Linked DNA regions of Homo sapiens: regions 2 and 3 are each linked to region 1. A link is an interaction called in ENCODE POLR2A ChIA-PET data of the cell type or tissue named here. Cell type or tissue: OCI-LY7. All regions are shown on one strand. Each heading gives the region's core, and the rest is flanking DNA. Links, peaks and the distances in the headings are about the cores only. Region 1 has its middle 43 kb from the start of ETS1. Region 2 holds the start of LOC124902786 (a long non-coding RNA gene). Region 3 overlaps FLI1 (Fli-1 proto-oncogene, ETS transcription factor).

Region 1 (6,411 bases), core at 614-5,613:
TGAACCCAGTTACTAACTAAAGTGAAAAGGAAAGAGTAATGAGATGCCATGAATTGTTGTTAAGCGGGTGGAGTTGGTTGCCAAGGCTTGAATCCAGCAGATGCAACAGCAGAAACTGGGGCTTGCCAGGCCCCCCGCCCCCGCCCGCTGCCCCACCGCCCACCCTGACCTGGCGCTGCTGGGGTCACTGTGACTGGACCTACTCACAGCTGCAAACACCCTCCCGCCATGGGACACGGGGGAGCTTGAGCCTGGCTGAGTCATGTAAGCCAGCCAGATCAGTGCCAGGCTCGCCCCAGAAATCAAAAGAGACCCCTCTCTTCTTGCTACTTGGGTGACAGTCTATACTGGTGTCCTGCAACAAATGACCACCAGAAGGAGCATGCCAGCCCTCCTTTGTCCTTATTGGAGGTGTTGTGAGAGGTGGGGGAGATTTTATCACCTATAGGAGAAGAGGATAAACCCAGGAAAACCGTTCATGTAAGGACAGTAGGGAGGAAAAGGGGAGGAGAGAGAAAGAATGACAGGGAGGCTGCCACGCCCTTCCAGAGCCTGCTCTCCTCCTTCCTCACCTAGCTCCTTCCACATCTACCCTAAATGAGCTCAGGAGCTGAACTTGGTTGCCCACAGAGTTCTTATCAGGACCACCCTGGCTGAAACACTGAGGGAAGAAATAGGGACAGCGATGAAGAAAGAGTGCTGCTTGACATTGCCATGTCCCATCTGTGCGTCAAGTCACTGAATGTGACCTGTTTGCAGTAAGTTAGAATCCAGCTGCCGCCTGAGAAAGAAATACACCAGGCCCCTCTGGGCAGGTTGTGTGTGTCTGGGGTTGCCCAGTGACCCTGGAGATTGCTCAGATGTCTCCCACGTGATCACACCCCGGTGGCCTTCAGAGAGGTATACACTCTGAATTAGGGCCACTGATGGAGTGGCAAGGTGTTTGGGGCTTGAAGATTTGCCAAAGTGTAAGTCTTAAAGATTGTATTTGTGGAGAGATCCTGAAATGTCTCCACATTTGGGAGATATTTGTGTTTGAGGGTTACAGAGCAAAGATTCTCTTATCAGCACAGCACGGGGTACAAGAATGGCAAGTTTAGCTCAGCAGTCAAAGTCATGAGAAATTCAGAGGGAGGTGTGAAATTTCTTCTTAAAACTGAAAAGCAAAAACATTTCACAAACAAACGAAAAAGGAAAAACCACAGCTAAAATCCGTAAACTATTAACTATATCTGTTTATTAACAACAACAAAAAAAAAAGCAGATGGAGAGCTTTTTCGTTAATAAGCTAAAAAGTTCGTGTTTTTGTTTTCTGTAAGCCTGTTTTAAAGAAAGCTCCATTTCTCATGACTGACCTTCTGAGAATAGAATGAGGTGTTTTCTGCAGTGGAGTCTGATTCTTTCATCACTACCGAAGAGCACTGAGTGATCACCCACACTGCATGGCAGAAAACAGAATGTACTGTTATACCGCATTGATGCCATCAAAGTGTTTGTGGAGTGTAAAATTAATATTCGGCTTATGAGGGTAGGCCGGGGGAGAGGGTGGGTGTTGTTTTGCATCCCACATCAGGACACCCTGTATTTAAACACACTTTGTGTCATCGAGGGTGCTTTCAGAACCCATGCACCCAGAACCAAGTTCGGCCGTCAGCCACATGGAAAGGCAGCACCCCATCCCTTCCCCTTAGCACTTCCTGACCCTTCTCCTTTTGCTTCCTACTCCTAGTTTTCCCCCTTCCGCAAAGAAAAGAGTTCTAAACCAGATCACAGTAAGACCTTAGGGATGAAAGTAGCCATCCCCTTCTGAAGGTGTTTGCATTCTACAGAATGGAAGGATTCTGGCCAGGGCTGCAGCAGGTAGTGGTGAGCATGAAGCCAGGAAGGCTAAGATCAAAATCGGGGACCCTGCGGGAGATTGGAGGGGACTTCTGAGTGTACCTCACATTCCATCAGATAGGCCCTAATCATTTTGCCAAAGGGAGGGATTTGAGGGGATCATAGCAAAGGTTCTCTTATCAGGACAGCCCCAGGAAGCCCTGCAAAGGTGAGGAGAGACAGCCAATGAAGGATGAAGCTGTGTGAATTTTAGCTTCAGCCTCAGGTTCTGCTCAGCAAAAGTGGAAGATCTGGTCATTTATAGACTCCTGGACTTAAATCAAAAGAGCCAGAACCTCGACATAGCGACTCCAGGAGCTAGGTGACACTGAAGTCACCTTACCCCTCCATATCCTGTAAAACAGGGATGATCACAAGAGAAAGTTGTGGAGCTGAAATGGGCTGATGCACTCGAAGGCTTTTTCACTCAGAGACGGTCAGAAGACATTTGCCAGATGATTTCCAGATGTGTCAGAATGGGGAGCACTCTCTTTTGAGCAGGATAGCTCTCTCCCACACTTAATGTATGCCTGAGAGGAGAGAGAGAGACAAAGAATGATCAGACTGTACACCATTTGTGGACAAAGGGTCATCATAGGGCTTTGACAATTCTCCAAGAGCACTGGTTCCACATAGAAGCTGGCTTCACAGGCTGGCATTGGGATTAGGCCAGAGGTCAGATAGTAGGTGTGGCAAGGCCCCAGGTGGGCTAAGGCTGGCCATGGAGACAGGTGGGCTTTCCTGTTGAATGCTTCCAGGGAAGTCATGCCGTCTGGAACCTCAGATTTGGCAAATCAGCAAAGGAAAATTGGTCGCAATTATTTTCCAGGGCTTCCATGCTCTCTGATGTGTTAGATCCTTGTTAGCATTAACCAGAGTTAAACATTTGTTTTATTCTGTGGATGGAGAGACAGGTTTTAGAACACCTTCCCTGACAAGGTTAAGGTTGCAGGTTCTGAAAATTATCTCCGGTCTCCAAAGTTTTTGTATTTCAGTGTCTTTGGTGCTTTTTTGTTTTGTTCTATTTTGAAGTAACTTTATAGTTTTTGTTTGTTGTTTTTTTTTTTTAAGTACAGATATGTTGAGCACAGAAAAAAAAAAAAAAAAAAACATTGCAATAACCTTGACTTCTGAAAAGTCCTCTCATTCTTCCAGGGGAGGAATTTTGTTTTTCAGGAACTGTTTTTTCATAAAGACAAAAGTCTTAGCAGTTTGGATTTCGGCCTTTGAGTTTTTCTTTTCATCATGTGTAATTTCAAATTGTACTGAGGTCCTTCCTCCTGGAACCTAGCGAATACAGCTCAATGGCGCCCCCTGAAGGCCAACGTAGAGGGGTACAGTAAAAGAGGATAAAATGAGGAACCTCCAGCCCTCCGTATCCGACCAGCCAAGACAAACCACCATCTAGGCCCAAAGGCAGGTTAGCGTGTGGCAAAACCCAATAGCTGCATTCAAAACCCAGTTCTGACAACAACAAGCTATTTCTGCATGTTCCCACATAGTTGAGAAGAGATTGAGCTTTGGCATAAAACAGGTCAAAGGCCTTGGATTGAATTCCAGCACAGACAAGTTACTTAATCTCTCTAACTCACTTTCTCTTTCTGTATAATGTAGAATACAAAGTGATTTTTTTAATTGCTTACTATGTGCAGGCTTTGTCCTAAGTGTTTAGCATGTGTTAGCTCATTTAGTTCTTGCTAAAACCCTCTAGTTTGTGTGCTATTAGTACCCACTTTGTACAAATAAGAAAACTAGGGCCTGGAGTGAGTCAGAAGCCTTCACAGCTGCTAACTGAAAAAAACAGGGCTGAACGCATGTGGTGCAGTCCGGAGCCTGGACTCACCGCCACATGTCACACTGATGCCCATACTTACCAGGTGGGACCACCGTGAGGACTAGAAAGAGAAATGTCAACCACATAGCCCTGGACTGGCACAGAATAAATGCCCAACAAATAATAGCCATAATTATTCCCATTCTTGGTCGACCACCTTAATAAAAGCTACCATAGAGGCAGGGAATCAGTAAGAAGAGATGACTAAGAGGATGCTTACTGCATGTAGGAAAATCAGTTAATGCTCGTGTGACTGGCTTATTTCCCTTTGCATACTGTCCTTCAGGTCCATCCATGTTGTCACATATGGCACGATTTTCATTTTTTTTTAAGGCCGAGTAATATTCCACTGTCTGTATCTACCCATTTTCTTTATTCGCCCATTGATGAACATTTAGGTTGTTTCCACATCTTAGCTCATCTTGACAGTGCTACAATGAACATGAGCATGTTAATATTTCTCCAAGATCATGATTTCAATTCTTTTGGATAAATACCTAAAAGTGGAATGGCTGGATCCTATATTAGTTCTGTTTTCCTCTTTTTGAGGAACCTCCCTACTGTTTTCCATAGCGGCTATACCATTTTACATTCCCACCATCTGCGCCAGAGTTCGAATTTCTCCACATCCTCACCAACACTTTTTATCTTTTGTTCTTTTGATAACAGCCATCCTCACTATTGTAAGGTGATATCTCATTATGGGGAAAAATTATATGAAAAGGAAGCATCAAATTAATAGGCAAGAAAACCAGTACATAGTATTTGGACAGTTGGCATATTACTTAAAAATTATGTATGAATCCAAAAAATTAATTAACTCTTACTATATTAGTATTCTGATTGTTGACATTAACCTGTAACAATAGGAGAAAAAGTTAGTTCAGGAATCACTTCCCAATTACATCTGTTACAAATGCAAGGAGAAACAAATACAAGGAGAAACTCCTTTGCATACAATATTTTAAAGAAAAGGACAGGTGAGTTTTGGGATGCGAGGAGAGGGGCAAGAAACTGTCTTCTGTGTGGAGAGGGATCTTGAAACATATCTTCCAATGGGAGGCCAAATGCAGGGGGGCATTGCTTTCAAGAAACTAAAGGTCCTGAGTGCCTCCCAGGATAGCAGTTAATGAGCATGAGCTGGGTTTTCAAGAAGTCTGAATCTATTCAACTACAAAGTAGCTTCCTTCAACTGTAGCAGCCTTGAGAACTTGTGTTCTGCACCTACAGAGACCCCTTCTGCCCAAATACTGGTGGTGCAATGCAGCCAACCGCTGCATCTCCCAAAAGATGCCGGGAAAGAGGCAGACACCCAAACCCACCCTGGGCCTGGGCAGACCCCTCTAGCCTCTGACAAGTCCAGGCACTGCTCAGACCTTCACATGCACACCTAGGGCCCCTTCATTATTCAGCAAGCTCTTCCCAGGCTCCCATCTGGCATCAGGCATGGTGCTGGGAGCTGCTGGGCACACGGATGAGCAGGTGGTGACCCTTTTCCATCAGCTACCCAGAGCCAGCTGCAGAACAGCGCCGAGAGCACATGCCTATAATGTGGGGCAGAGGGTCACACCGAGGACTCTCCCAGAGGGGAGTTATTTGAGCTGCTCTGGAGCAATGCAGACAAGAGGGTACAGAGCACAGAGGCCTGGGGTGGGGACTCCCAGGGACCAGGAGAGGCATGAGGTGGGAAGTGGGGAGCCAGGCTAGAAAGGGCCTTGTGAGTCCTCTGGGGGAGTTGCAGCTTGTCCTATTAGCCATGTGCAGGCTCTTTGGTTTTCAGAGAATGAGGATCATTCACAAGGGTGACTGGAGCTCCTGCGGGATGTGCACACCTGGCCTGAGGTTGAGATGACACAGAAAGAGTCACAGGGCCGGGGTCTCCCGCAGAGCTAGTCTTCTGTTTGAGTGTCATTTATCACCTCTTTCCAGAGGACAAGATGATGGCTTTATGACCAAAGGGGCTGGCTATGGAGGCCTCTCTTAATTTCTAATTGAGAGCCCATAATCACCACAAAGAAAAGCCTCTACCACCCAGGACTTCCGGGGAGACTAGAATCCGACTCAGAGGTGTTTTGTAACAAAACAGGGGTGGAGAAGATTAAAAAAAATCAAAAAAACAAGAAGGTTAGGAAAAAAGGCATTACTAAATTCTCCTTCATAGTACATAAGGTTTTTAAGGTAGGTAAATCACATCAGCCCAGCCACACTCAGTGACCTTTGTGATGGAAGAGGTGACCACTGGGCCAGTAAAGAAGTCACAAGGGTCCCAGGCCTGACCTTTAGCATTTCTGTGATTTTTAAATATCCATAAAACAAAGGTCTGTATGAGACCCAATGGAATCAGAAGCCCAAGTCCCAGCTCAAGTGGGGCCTGGCCACAGCAGGCTCTGGCAAGTCTCTGGCCCTGCAATAAGCCCTGGGGGCTTCCCCGGGCTCTGGGCCTTGCCTCCTATGCTCTGGGCAGCCTGGGTCCACGGGAGAGGAGTGAAAGTCTATTTGGCAAAAAGAACCAAACAGAGGGTTGCTCTGCTTGTCGAGAAAGCAGCACCATTGTCCTGAAAACCTCTACCTCCAGATCCCCGGGGATAACCTGAAGCCTGGAACATCACTGATGTCAGCCTCGTGAACACCCTGTCTTCTCCCACAAGCTCAGTGAAGGAAAGTAGATGGCCTCAAAAGCTCCTGTTACCATGCAGGTG
Region 2 (6,411 bases), core at 935-5,934, 340 kb before region 1:
TATCAACTGCTACTATATATGGAGTCTACCTCCATATCCCTTTCCCAATTATCCATTATCCACTAGCCTTTAGGATGTCATCAGGACATTCAACCCTTGTTCCTTGCAATTTCAATTCAAGTTTATTGTTTTAGTTTTGGATTTTTCTTCTCAACTGGCATCCTGCCCGCATCTGTAACAACCTCAAGACATTGAACAAGAATGACATTTATGATTCATATTGCAAGCTAAGGTTCTTTACTCTTAATACTCTGACCTTAAAACCCTTTGGCCTTCATCTATGCTCTCTTTGTGCCTAGAACCATTTCCAGGACCAGCATTTGACATCTTCATGTGGCAAAAGAGAATTCCTGATTTTCTATAATGCCAATCCTCACCCTCACCCACTTCAAATCTGCTCCTCTGTAGTCTTTCTCATCTCTGTAAACAGGACCTGCAGTTGTTTGAGCCAAAAGTTTAGAAGTTATCCTTGATGCCTCTTTTCCTTTTATCCCCCAATGCTAGAGCATTTCTTGTGATCTCTTATCACATGGTTGCCTCTATCTAGTCATTCAGGTGTTGACTTAGCTGTTCTTTGAGACCTTCCTTTCCCAATTAGTGTATGGTAACCCCAGCCACCTTCAGTCACATCACTCTGTTTATATCATCATCACCACCTGATATTTTCTTTACTTATTTTTTTCATATTGTCTGTTTCTTTCTGCCTCCTGCCATTGCTATAGATCACAGCTCCATGAGGACAAGGAGCTCGCATGTCATATTGACTATTAGGATCATAATAGTGAGGCGCAGAGTTGGTAAGCAAAACTCACATGCATTCATGCTTTTGGAATTCACCTTAATATCAGGCCTCCTGCCTTCTGATCACAATAAGGCCACAGCAATTTCTCACCCTTCATTGTGATCTGTTGTCCCTCAGTGAATCCCTGATTTCCCATTTTCCTGCCCACTTCTGGTCCTGAGGTGGCCTTGTCAGTGCTTCTCTCTTTCAAACGCTGGAATCCTCATGTGCTTGGCTGTTCTTCTTACTTCTAGTGCTAGCTTCTGCCTCCTGTTTTCTCTTTTCCCACTCCCCAGCATCCAAGAGTAGCTCAAGAAATTCATAGCATGGTGCTGATTTGATCCATAATAAGCACATGTTATCTAAGGACCTTCTTCGTTACGCTTTGTCAGCTCTTGTTACTAACAAATGAACTATCTTCAGACCTTCCTCTCACGGTTATCCAGAAAGAGGATATTTATGGTTCTGGCCTCAATTGTCTTACTATCAATTCATTCATTGACACCTGGCTGTTTTGTTTTACAAAAGCCCTTGACTATTTTGGGTTCCTCTAACCTTGGAGTTCTGGCTAAGTCTTGCCTGATAATTTTCTCTAATGTTCTGGTTTGAGTCCACTTTCCTTCCTTTTTCTCCCCTTGATATTGTGCTCACCCTGATGGCTTCAATTACTTTCATTAGAACAATTCCAAAATCTATATGTGTCACTCGGACTCTCATCCTTAATCTCAATACTATGCTTACAACTCTTCATTATTTTATTAGGAATGTTCCTCAGATATCTTAAATTTATCAGGCTTCACTCCAGACTTACAGTCCTTATTTCAAAGCTACCTCTCATTTTTCCTATTTTTTTGTCATTGTTAATGATTCTCTCAAATTCTTGTTCAAGTAAGTACAAAACTTGGGAGTCATCATTTACATCACTTTTTTTTTTCTTTCAGCCTCCTGATCCATCATGTTTTCAGGTAAGCCTGGAACATACAGGCTGTAAAATGCCAATCTTAGAATAATATCAGACTTGTATATAATGGTTACTGGTCTGTAATGCAATGACAAAAATAAGACAGTCCAGTGGGTTAAGCACAAAACTAAAAACTTATTAACCTAGAGGACTGCCCTTTGTAGCGAGATTATGTCTTGTCTGCCTTTTCATGTGTTAACACCGTCTCATTTTCATAAAGCAGAATTGATGGTAGTGTTCATTTGTTTTAATGTCCTCATGGGACAAAATTACACAGGGTTATTTTTTAAAATAATCAGTTAAATCTAAAACTCAGGTGAACTCTGCTGTAAATTTCTATTCGCAGTTTCTCTCATTAATCCTTTCTTTCCATTCCCACTGCCATCACCCAGCTCAGGCTTTTATTGCCATTTTTCTTGATAATTACACAACCTCTTAACCAATTTCTTGGTTTCCATGGCTTTGCTCTTTTCCAATATCCTGCAAACAGATCACTATCAAAAGAAACTTATAAAACCATAACTTTGGTCATATTACTGTCTTTCACAACATCCACTGCCACCAGCACCGGGGCCACCACCACCAGTGGCTATCTCTTGCCTGCTATGATCCGAGATTCAGCTAAATGCAAGAGCTGGCACTGAGAGCTCTCCATGGTCCCTGCACTTTGTTCATGCTGACATAGTTACTCCCTTGCTCACTACCTTGTGTTAGTGTCTTCATAACATTATCACTATCAGGAATACTCATGTATTTGTTGCTGTGTACCATCCGTCCCTGTTGTACACATATACCAGAATACAAGTTACTTGACGATAGGAATTTATCATTGTTCGCTATTGATCCCCAAGGCCTACGCCACAGTTTAGGTGTGCTATAATTGTTGAAAATATAAACAGAAAAAAAGAAAGAATAAAATCTCTCTCATTCCCAGTACCTCTCCTTAAGTCAGTGGTTTTAAACCAGGAATAATTTTGCCCTCAGGGTAACATAGTATATAGGTCTTCCTTTCTACTGCAGCAAAGGAAAACAGACCAATGCTTCGGGGAAATTAGCACCGACATGTTCTTGGTGACAATCCACTTTAGAGGACAAAAAGTATCATGTACTACTCATGTGCCACAGGGAAACCAGCATTCTAGTCTCCCCATCAGTGGTTGCTGAAAGTTGGATAAGCTGTGGGCAGAAACATACAAAAATGGTGAACGTGAATACAGAGAAAAGGGCTGTCAGAGACGAGGCTGTTACTCTGGAAAACCAACCGCTCCTTCCGCAAAAGAACTCATAATGAATCAAGTGTCGGTTTAGCTGAACTCTTTGTGAATGGAATGCTTTCTGTTGAATGAATGCAGTTCTGTCATGTGCAAAGCCTGACTCAAAATGAGCTGAGATATGAGCATGATTTAACTGATTGATGACTTCAAGCGTTTTCCCTCTGGTCACCCACAGTCGTTTTGGTTTTAGTCTGCAGCTCAGTAACACCCAGGTTGTAGGAGAAATCCAGTCATTTATGATATGACTAGATCATTGTCCATTGACTATTTTCCACACTGATAAGCTCTGCTAATCAGAGGACTAACGTCTTCAGGCCAGTGACAATCTTTTCATTTACAGTTTTCTTCCAATCAGAGAAATGGGGCTGGATTGTAGAATCCTGGAATTGAGAAGGAAGGTCTACAAAAAGTCATTGCATTTTGTTCTGTTGTCATTTTGTGATTGTACCAAATTCACTAAGAAATATAATGATTAGAAATATGATTACAACTTTCAAAGAGAGACACACTTTGATGCCTCTTAGGTGTTTCTGGTCTCTCAAGTCTTACAATCAGAAGGCTTTATGTTGTTTTGTTCTGTTTTCTTGCCAACATTAGACTCACAAGTCCCTCTTCTAATTTGTTCTTCCTTATCCCATCCACTTATTTAGGAAAGTGATACATAGTACAAAATTACATGTAGGTCTTCTGTAGGGAATAAGTTTTATATAATCAAAGATATCCAGCAGTTTTACTATAACATCTCTTTTTCAAAATAGAATTTTATTCATCAACCCTTGCAGGGATAAGACAATGATGCAGAGAGTTTGTCCTATTAGTCTTAACACATGTTTGTACCTGTAAACTTAGGATTAAATCTGTCCTTACTTGGCATCAAACTAGAAGCCTAAATGTCAAGTAAAATTGAGTTATCTCAAATATCCCGGCCATTATAGAATATGGTTATTAGTCTGGGTCAAGGCAGTGTCATGTCTTCTAAAATCATGCCGCTAGAGGGAGTAAAACCCAGCAGTCTGCAAACCATCCCAGGCCAAAAGAGCAACGTTGTCTGTTTCACCTTTCTCTTTAAACAAATGATCCTCAGCTTGGTTGCCCCAGAAAAACACCAGCATCTGGTGAGTGGTGTTTATTCTGAGGTTACTCTTTCTAAAAATAGTTTTCTGAAAACTCGCCCTGGTCGGCTGGGAAGCACACAGGCGGAGTGGCGAGCCAGTGAATGGGAGGCTCTCCTGCAGCGGGGGCACCTTAGAGGCTGGTTGTGTGGGCCAAGAATGCACTCGAAGAGCAGGAACAGAGTTTGCAAGGGGGGCTGCCGGTGTCCACGGGAACCGTGGCAGGCCAGACACACCCATCCCTGGAGAAGCAGAAGGTCGGCTAGGAGCTATGAACATCCTTGCTGAGCCCCAGAAGTGAGGAGCAACAGGGGAGGAAGGAGGCTCCTATCTTGAAGCTGTTGGGCACCTACGCAAGTGGCACAGGGAGGGGCAGGGTGTTGGCTCCGAGTGAGAGATTTGCTTAAGCCAGATGGTGGCCGATGAAGGAGGCCCAGGCAACCCCTTCTGGTCTTCCAGACAGCACCACAGGTTTGTGTGGGTTGGAGGGGTGCTATCTGTCTGTCCATCCACAAGCACATGCCAGAAAGAAGAGGATGGAGGAGGTGAAGATTTTGGGGGGTTCTCATCATTTTCCCTTTCCAAGTTTCATCCTTATCCATGCTTCTAATCACATGGAGACCATTACCACTGGGGGAGTCATTTCCATTTTTCTTTAGATTCCATTCTAAAATCCCCTAAAGACCTAAAGTAAAGAACGTCAGCAGTGGCATTTCTATTCCTCTAAAGGGTATTTTAGACAATAATTTTGGATAGCCCCACACTGCATGAAGCAGGGAACTGCATGCCCTTCCTGCTCGGGAGCCCAGCCCTGCCTCCAGCAGCTCCAGCTTCCTTTCCTCTCTGTCATGGTGCTGCCTTCTGATGAGCAAGAAGTTAGTCCCGACTGGCCCTCGGCAAGCTGGGGCTTCTAAGAGAAGAAGGGCTGGGCTGCCCCCTGCAAATCCTGGATAATGCCACTCAGGGAACGGGAGAAGCTGATGCGCAAAATATGCCATACCCCGCTGCTTTCCTCTCACTCAGACCCCAAGTCAGGTCGGAAGCAGCTCTTCCAGACCTCCCCCAAGGCAAGTTGCTAGAGGATAAGGCTTTTATGTGTTTCCTGATAAATGTGTGGGAGAATCCAGCCTCCCTGGATACTGGAGAAGTCTCCTATCTGGAATTGCAGTGTTACTGCTGATCCAGCCTCCCTGGATATTGGAGAAGTCCCCTATCTGGAACTGCAGTGTTACTGCTGATCCAGCCTCCCTGGATATTGGAGAAGTCCCCTATCTGGAATTGCAGTGTTACTGCTGAAACATGTAGTTTCTGAGCCTTTGTGTTAAGGCAGAGAAAAATAGCAAACTTGGTATTAAGAGAATTCTGAGTTCTCATGCTTGCTCTATTCACAGCAAACTCTGATTTCAGACAATTCATTGCACTTCTCCAGGCCTCAGTTTCTTTGTCTATAAAATAAGAATGTTAGACAAGACTTTCTGTGATGGCTTTTCTGGTTCAAAATGTCCATGATTTCTGTCTGGTGAATGTACATGGGGTTTTATTGTTGTTCGTTTTTTGTTTTTTCTTTAACTATGTCTAGCCTACTACCCCACCTAAAAGTCAACAGAGAGAGCTCTGGGGTAAAGTGCATGCCAACCTCAGAGTGCATAGCCATACTGTGTAGGAGGAAGCAAATTTAGAAGGAAACAGGCTTCATTTATTCTGCCTGATATGGTTATCTCTCTGAGGCTTGTGCCCATGCAAGCGAGATGAGAGTGCGGAGGAAGGCGGGGGGACACGCTGTCAAATGTCAAATGTTTAGCAAAGACTTTGAACTCTGACAATTGAGTCTTCCGGTAACTTGTGTCTCTACTTTTGCAAAAATGGAAGACGGGGGAAAGAAAAAAGAGAGAAGGAGAGATAGGCAGAGAGAGAACAGAAAATGATTAAATATGACACCATGGTCATGTAGGTTTCATGCAAAAATTAGGCAAATAATATCTAAATTACTTGCAAGTAATTTCAGCCTCTTTTCTTTGGCTGTCTTTCAGAAAATCCCTGATAATAGCTCTGAACTAACACTGAATTCCAGGTCATCATGATACTCTTCCCAGCACATAGACATGGGGCCACCGCGCTTGTCCATGTGCTGAAAAGAGGCACAAATGTCCGAACCTACTGAGAATCATGCCAGTGTAGGATGAGAACATTCCTAAAGCCTCAGCCCTCGAGGGCTACATATTTGTTTAAGGAAAATAAGGCATGTGCATACACTAATGAACAATAAAATGGAACAGTGCAAGG
Region 3 (6,411 bases), core at 807-5,806, 99 kb after region 1:
GCCCTCTTTTGTATAGGAAAGGCAGGCCATCCATAGGCCCACAGACAGAGACAGAGGAGGCCAAGCCCCAGAGACCACAGTGGAACAAGTGTCTTGGGGTGCTTTGCCCATAGGTGCAGCTTAATGAAGGACAGCCAGAGGACACGGTTGTAAAAACAGGGCAGCAGAAATCTATGTGAATATTATAAGTATTTGAGGAGAAGCAAAGTTAGTGAAGTGATCAAAACGGAATGGGGTTAATGACAGAACGCTTCAAGGAGGAAGTTAAGTTCTGAAGGAGGGGAGGGACAACGGCTGGGGCAGAGGGGGGAAGAGGAAGTGTGTTCTGCAGGGGAGGGTGCTGTGTCTTTGGGAAGGGCAATACTGATTGCATGGTGGCCCTGGGAGCTGTGCCACTCTTGAAGGTCCTGCCTGGCGTTAATATTTGGATATATTTTCAAAGAGGGAGAATCCTCTTCTGTATTAGTAATAGGCATGTCCGTAGTTGAAAGAATGTAGATTTTGGAAGGAGCACACTTCAGAATCAGATCTGAGTTGAGATCTTAGCTCTGCCACTTATAAGCTGGGTAACCTCCCAAGCCTCACCTTCCTGAACTATAAAATGAGGAAATTATTTCATAAGGCTATGGTGAGAATGAAACGAGATAACTTACGCAAAGTCCTTAGTTCCATACCTGGCAAACAGTAGCTCCTAAATCAATAATGGCTAGTATTATGTATATACTTTATAGCTTATGGATTAGAAAACCAGCGATAGCAAGCCACTTTAAGTCCTCAAGAGGAAGAGTGTAAGGAGTTGGGTGGTCTAGATGCTGATCTCAGCAAGTCAGGCCCTGTTTCAACCTTTCCGTGAGATGCAGGCAGCCAGGACCTGGACAGAGCCCAAGGGCCAGGTCTAGAGTAGTGGTTGCGGAAAGGGCTGATGTATCAGCTTCAAAGGCTGACTTGCTGCAGCCCAAGACCTTGGTACATAGATTTAAGTCCCATCTGATTGAGAAGGAGGTGCATTCAGCCACATGTGTTCATAAACACTTAACAACTGGCTCTCCAGGTTTGTGTAATTTGCACTTATTTCATGATGCCCAGCTTCAAGCTCCCACTGGGCATGCAGTTGAGAAGAGATGCGTGCAACTGGCTCTCAGGAACCTCATGAGCCAGTTCCAGCACACCACTGCATCCAGCCACCCTGTCCCACAACCACAGCCCATCTCAGAGCAAAAGAGGCACCTGTCCTCTATGTCTGACCTAGCTTTGTCTAAGTGGAGAGGTAAGGAGTTAAAGCGGGGAGAAGAGCAGGCATTCCTGCTCTCTTCTCTGTCCCACACCGGCCAGAAGTAAAGCTTCCCTCCCTGACCCACTTCCCCTCAGGCCAGTTCCATACTGACTAGCAAGTTCATTTTCCTCACAAGCTGAAACAAAACAAAACACAAAACGTGGCCCTCTCCCTTGGGCCTTCAGCAGAGTAGCTCCGCTTTAAGAGGAATCACAGGGTGCAGCCCCAAATGCCATGGAGTCTGATAGTGCAGCAGGCCGGGGGCTAACGCTGTCTCCACCCAGCTCACCACGCAGGTGGAGCGGCCAGGACATGGGCATGCCTTGGCCTAGGCAGTGCACTTCCGGATTCCCTTTGGGAGGCAGCAGGGAGGGTCTGGCCTCATCCTTAATGAACTATCTGGCAGAGGCTGTCACAGAACCATGGGACGCCAGAGCCAAAAAGAGCTTAGTAATCACCTGTGTGTCCCTTTGCTGCGCAATGAGGGTGCTGCGGCAGAGGCCGCACCTCTTAGCTGTGTCACCTCTGGAGCTGGACCGCCCTCTCTGGCCTGCTGCTGGTGGTGCTCCTGCGTGTTGACGCTTGGACACTTTTTGAACAACATTTCTTCCATAACTGCAGTGGCCCCTGTGAGTAAAATCTCCCTGAGGCAGGTTCTATGCCTTCTCTTGTCCATTCCCCTTGGGCACCCAGTATGCCCTGAGTGTCCTTGTGACCAGAGCCACTCCTGTTTTGCAGTAAGGGAAGCCAAACAAGGAGCAGAGTCAAGGCAAACGTTCCAGTGCGTTCTGTATTGGGATTCTTCCCTTCAGGCACAGAAATTCTCATTTGCACTCCCCATTTGCCCTGGTGGGCATCCCAGCTGTACCTGAGTATCAGGTAAACCTGCCTTGGCTACATCAAGTCCAGGGATATGATGAACCATCTAGAACTAACCACATTCAATTAGTCCCCTAGCCAAGGGTGGGGTGAAGGAAATGAGAGGAACCTACAACTTTTTGCAACCTCTACTCCAACCGCCAGAGACACACCCTTCTGCCTGATGTTCTTTGACTCAAGGAGTTGAGAACCACTTTGGGTCTACACAGATATGACACAGCTACCCGTGTCTGCCTCGGTTTAGAAAGAGCTGGCTGAGCTCCTGCGTGAATCCTAAAGACAGGACGGTCATTTGAGTTTCAGCTGCAGGGATTCTTCTGCTAGGCACCTCTGCTTTGTAATCGGATGTGTACGAGGGCAACACAAAGGACTCCCAGCCCGGCTCTGCCAAGAGACTTTGTTGTGCTCCATGGTTCAAAGAAAAAAGGTAGGGGGAGAGATTAATGGAGCGAGAGGAGGCAAGCTTATTATATTTATCAACCATGTTCGCATTTCAAGTGCCCTGATTTATCTCACAGGTGGGAGGGAAGAACTGCTGGCAACCCTTCTCTCAGGGCTGTGAGTTTTGGAACAGGATTTCCTCTGCAAGTTGTCAAAGATCAGATAAAAGTCTTAATCTCAGGCACACACAGCCACAGGCTTTGGCCTCTGCCACTGTGTGTTCAGCTTTCAGTGATGAGACTGAACAATGGTTGGCGATGCTTTGCATTTAAAGAGGTGGGAAAAGAAAAGGATCAGAGTGGAGGTATGTGAGGCATATGGCACTGCCCGGGGGAAACACGAGTGCACCAAGCAGGCTCCAGAATGAACTCAGGACTCAGGACAACTGAGGTCCCCTTTTGCTCCCTTTGGTGTCCTTTTACCAGTCGTCATGTACACTAAATCAATGCACATACCTGTCACCCCTTTTTAAAAGGATGGCAACCAGATCATTCACCTCTCCTTCCCCATTCCAAGAGCCCGGTTCTTGAGAACCAGGCTGGAAGAGCATGTCCCAGGTACTGGCTGGTGGGACTGTGGAGATGGGAAGCATTTTGACCTTGTTCTCCAGAATGATTTTTGCTAAAGAGATGCTTATTTTTTCAAAATGCAATTCTATAACTTTAATGCCTTTTCAGAACAGAAGAACTGCACCTTTTAGGCACCATGTTGATTAAGTGGCCCTGTGTTAGGGAGTGCTCTGAGGAAACTATGTTGATCTGGCATTTGACCTTGAAACATTTCTAATATCAGAACACAAAGTTCATTCATGTTGCCAGAGCTAGCCAACTGAGTTAGCAAGGGAAGTTTCAGGAAACAGAAAAGTCGAAAATCTTGAAATCTGGATTCTTTCTGTTCTCAAGTCCCACTCTGATTTGTATATTATCACCACCTTGACTATGCCTACCTTGTATTGTGCATTTGTTAAGTGTGTACTGTGTTAAAAACTTTACTTATATCCTCTCATTCCATCCTCACAACCCTATTTTACAGATGAAAACTGGAATCTCAAAGAGGTTTCCTAATTGGCTGAGGTCACCCAGACTGCGGGTGTAGGCCACACGTTTACGCTCACCTTTGTGGGTCAGCCTCTCAGTAGCTGCGCTGCTCATCCTATTCATTTCTGTGCTTACTCAATAGGGAGAAGAGCTGGGTAAGGAGCAAATCGGTGCTACTAAAGTCAGGCTCAGTATCAAGAACATGCATTCTATTCTAGAATGCTGATAAATACACTGGCAGTCCCAGAAAGTCACTTCCAAAGCAGTAAAGAAGGGCTCTGGAACAGACACATGTTTTCATTTCTTTTTGAAGGCTTCCCTTTGAGAACAAAGGTGGTCTGTGGTGCTGGGCCCTTCAAGCCCTGACACCCACTCCTTTTGTCTCTGCCTCTTGGGATCTTGGGAGAGCTACACCAAGGGCTGCGTGATGGATACACCACGAAGGGGTGTATTTATTTATTTGCCAGGGAAATGTATTAGGGAGAAGCAAAGACTAATTAATGATTTTCAAGGGAAACTCAATCTATGGAATGAATGGTTTTCCCAATGGGCTGTATTTAGAGGCTCACAGAAATCCTGCATGCTTCCATTGCCGTTTCCCATCCTTTCTTAGCCTTTGCTGAATGTGTCCGGAAATCTTTTGCAAAAGAAAAGGCACCAGTCTGTTTGCCTTGAAAATGAAGAAACCAAAAGGTGTAACATCCTTCTTCCTTCTCAGGTGGAGTAGTTAATTTTACAAGTGCTTCGAGAGGTCCTGAGGAAAAGGCACATGCCATCATGTCCTCTCCCCGTGAAAGAAGTTCATAATAATCTGTGCAAAACAGCACCTTTGGATAAGTTCAATGTGGCTATATATAGACGCTTGGCCGTTTCCTGTTGCTCTTGCAGCTTGCACAGGTTTGAAGGTAGGGTGAGGCTGTGACCATAAGCCACACGGTGACATGTACATTAGCCATGCCCTCTGCTTCCTGTGCTGCTTATGACCTGGGCTGGACTAACCCCAGCACTGCTCAGGGGCAGGGAGCCCTTAGGACCTAAATGTGGGGGGGTTGGTGAGTTTGCTCTCATCTTCTCTGAGCACAGGTTGCCTGGCTGCAGATAGATGGTGCAAAACACACCAGCGAGCCAGTGTGCTTGTCTAACGGTCTGCTCGTGTAACTTTTGCACCACAAAACAAGAGGTCAAGTATGAAAGGGTGGTTAACAAATTGAGCAGCCCTTTTTTTTTTCTGTTAAAGGGGCCGTGTCAGAAAAAACAAACAAAAAACAAAAACAAAACAAAAAACAAAAATAAAACAAAAAACAAACAAAAAAACCCTTCCTGAGTGAACTTGCATGAAAAATCATTTGGCAAAACCCAAAGTTCATAGCCATGTGCTGAAAAGCCATCATGCTAGAAACGGTCATCGTGATTTGACCTCAGAACCGTCTCCTATTTTAAGATTTCAAAATGCTTAAGTAGATGGGGCGCAGCGGCTCAGGCCTGTAATCCAGCACTTTGGGAGGCGGAGGCGGGCAAATCACTTGAGGTCAGGAGTTCGAGATCAGCCTGGCCAACATGGCAAAACCTTGTCTCTAATAAAAATACAAAAATTAGCTTAGTGTGGTGGCACACGCCTGTAATTCCAGCCACTTCGGAGGCTGAGGCAGGAGAATCACTTCGAACCGGGAGGCGGAGGTTGCAGTGAGCCGAGATCGTGCCACTGTGCTCCAGGCTGGTGGACAGAGCGAGACTCCATCTCAAAAAAAAAAAGAAAAGAAAAGAAAAGAAACAAAAATTGCTTAACTAGACATGTCATGCAATTTTGGAGAAGAGATGAGTGGTAAATGTGACTCCAGCTTTACTAAACAGTGAAATAAATTAAGGCACCAAAGCATGCTGAGCCTTGTCTAAAATCCTATAGCAGAAGAGGCCAGAAAAAAATTCACTGGTTCCCTTCTTTCTCCATCCATTCAGCCAATCAGTACCAGATTATTCTCCAGCTATCTTCCCCCCTTCTCATCTAGGACATCTAAGGTAGAACCGTGCATCTTAAAAAAGCTTTTCAGGAAATTCTGATGGGCAGACAGAACCAACGTGAGTCTATGTCATTTTGACTCTCATGTTCTATATGGGCTGCTAAATAAAAACTTTGAAAGTCTTTCATGTGACAAATAGTTTTGGAGTGCATACTCTGCCAGGCATTGTGCTAAGTCCTTGGGGACACAGGTGAACAAAACAGAGGAAGACCCTGCCTCCATTGAGTGTAGTCCAATGGGAGAGCGACACAAATCACACTTTTGCATAGGTGAATATCTAATTATACATGTGGTAGGTATTATGAAGAAAAACTAGAGTGCTCTGAGAAAGACGTTAAGGCCGGATAGATACAAGCCTGGGATTGGAGAAGTCAAGGAAAGCCCCACTTTTTTACATGACATTTACACAAAAATGATTAAGATGAGAGGAATATGCTTCGTTGCTTCCAACACATAACCAAAGCAAGTTATGATTCTAAAAAACCAACTAGTTACCAAAAAAGAAAGAAAAAAGTAAATGATCTCTTGGGCTTGACATGCCCTTGTTTTGCCCAGAGAAGCACACTTCCTTTTACAATTGTTTGGGAGGTTTGTGGCAGAGAAAGAGAGGAAAAATCAGATCTAGAGAAGTAGAGTCCTTCAGCGACTTGCAATAGTGGCTCTTACTAAAGCATCTCATTGCTTCTCAAATGTGTCCAAGGGATGCTCAAAGCTGCTTTCTCAAAACAGGATTCTGTGTTCAACTGAGTGTGGGAAATTCAAA

Evidence for each region. ChIA-PET counts read pairs that join two places held together with the same protein. Peaks named below come from ENCODE experiments on the same cell type or tissue, not always from the same donor. Only the 100,000 strongest peaks of a DNase experiment are listed, where the experiment ranks them.
Region 2: POLR2A ChIA-PET joins it to region 1 with 13 read pairs; 14 of 35 experiments call an interaction of 5 or more read pairs at or near these places.
Region 3: POLR2A ChIA-PET joins it to region 1 with 11 read pairs; 4 of 35 experiments call an interaction of 5 or more read pairs at or near these places.

The regions. Positions count from the first base shown.
Region 1 is chr11:128,627,366-128,633,776 of GRCh38, forward strand. No RefSeq gene overlaps it. Among named protein-coding and RNA genes, the nearest start is that of ETS1, 43 kb to the left of the region's middle. RefSeq lists an enhancer at 909-1,118. In OCI-LY7, for the core only: CTCF peaks have their summits at 942, 3,190 (motif pointing left), 3,392, 4,968 and 1 weaker place; DNase peaks (open chromatin) are centred at 856, 3,186, 3,676, 4,916 and 4 weaker places; H3K4me3 peaks cover 1,480 bases; H3K27ac peaks cover 3,429 bases.
Region 2 is chr11:128,286,194-128,292,604 of GRCh38, forward strand. It overlaps LOC124902786 (a long non-coding RNA gene), which reads left to right and starts at 4,096. Exons shown (of 2, transcript XR_007062945.1): 1 at 4,096-4,131. RefSeq lists an enhancer at 4,051-4,470. In OCI-LY7, for the core only: CTCF peaks have their summits at 4,009 and 4,218; DNase peaks (open chromatin) are centred at 4,048, 4,518 and 5,818; H3K4me3 peaks cover 1,862 bases; H3K27ac peaks cover 1,490 bases.
Region 3 is chr11:128,726,632-128,733,042 of GRCh38, forward strand. All of the region lies in intron 1 of FLI1 (Fli-1 proto-oncogene, ETS transcription factor), which reads left to right. Among named protein-coding and RNA genes, the nearest start is that of SENCR, 34 kb to the left of the region's middle. RefSeq lists enhancers at 1-134, 159-258, 279-338. In OCI-LY7, for the core only: no CTCF peak of the experiment used is centred there; DNase peaks (open chromatin) are centred at 2,300, 2,720 and 4,530; H3K4me3 peaks cover 3,865 bases; H3K27ac peaks cover 5,000 bases.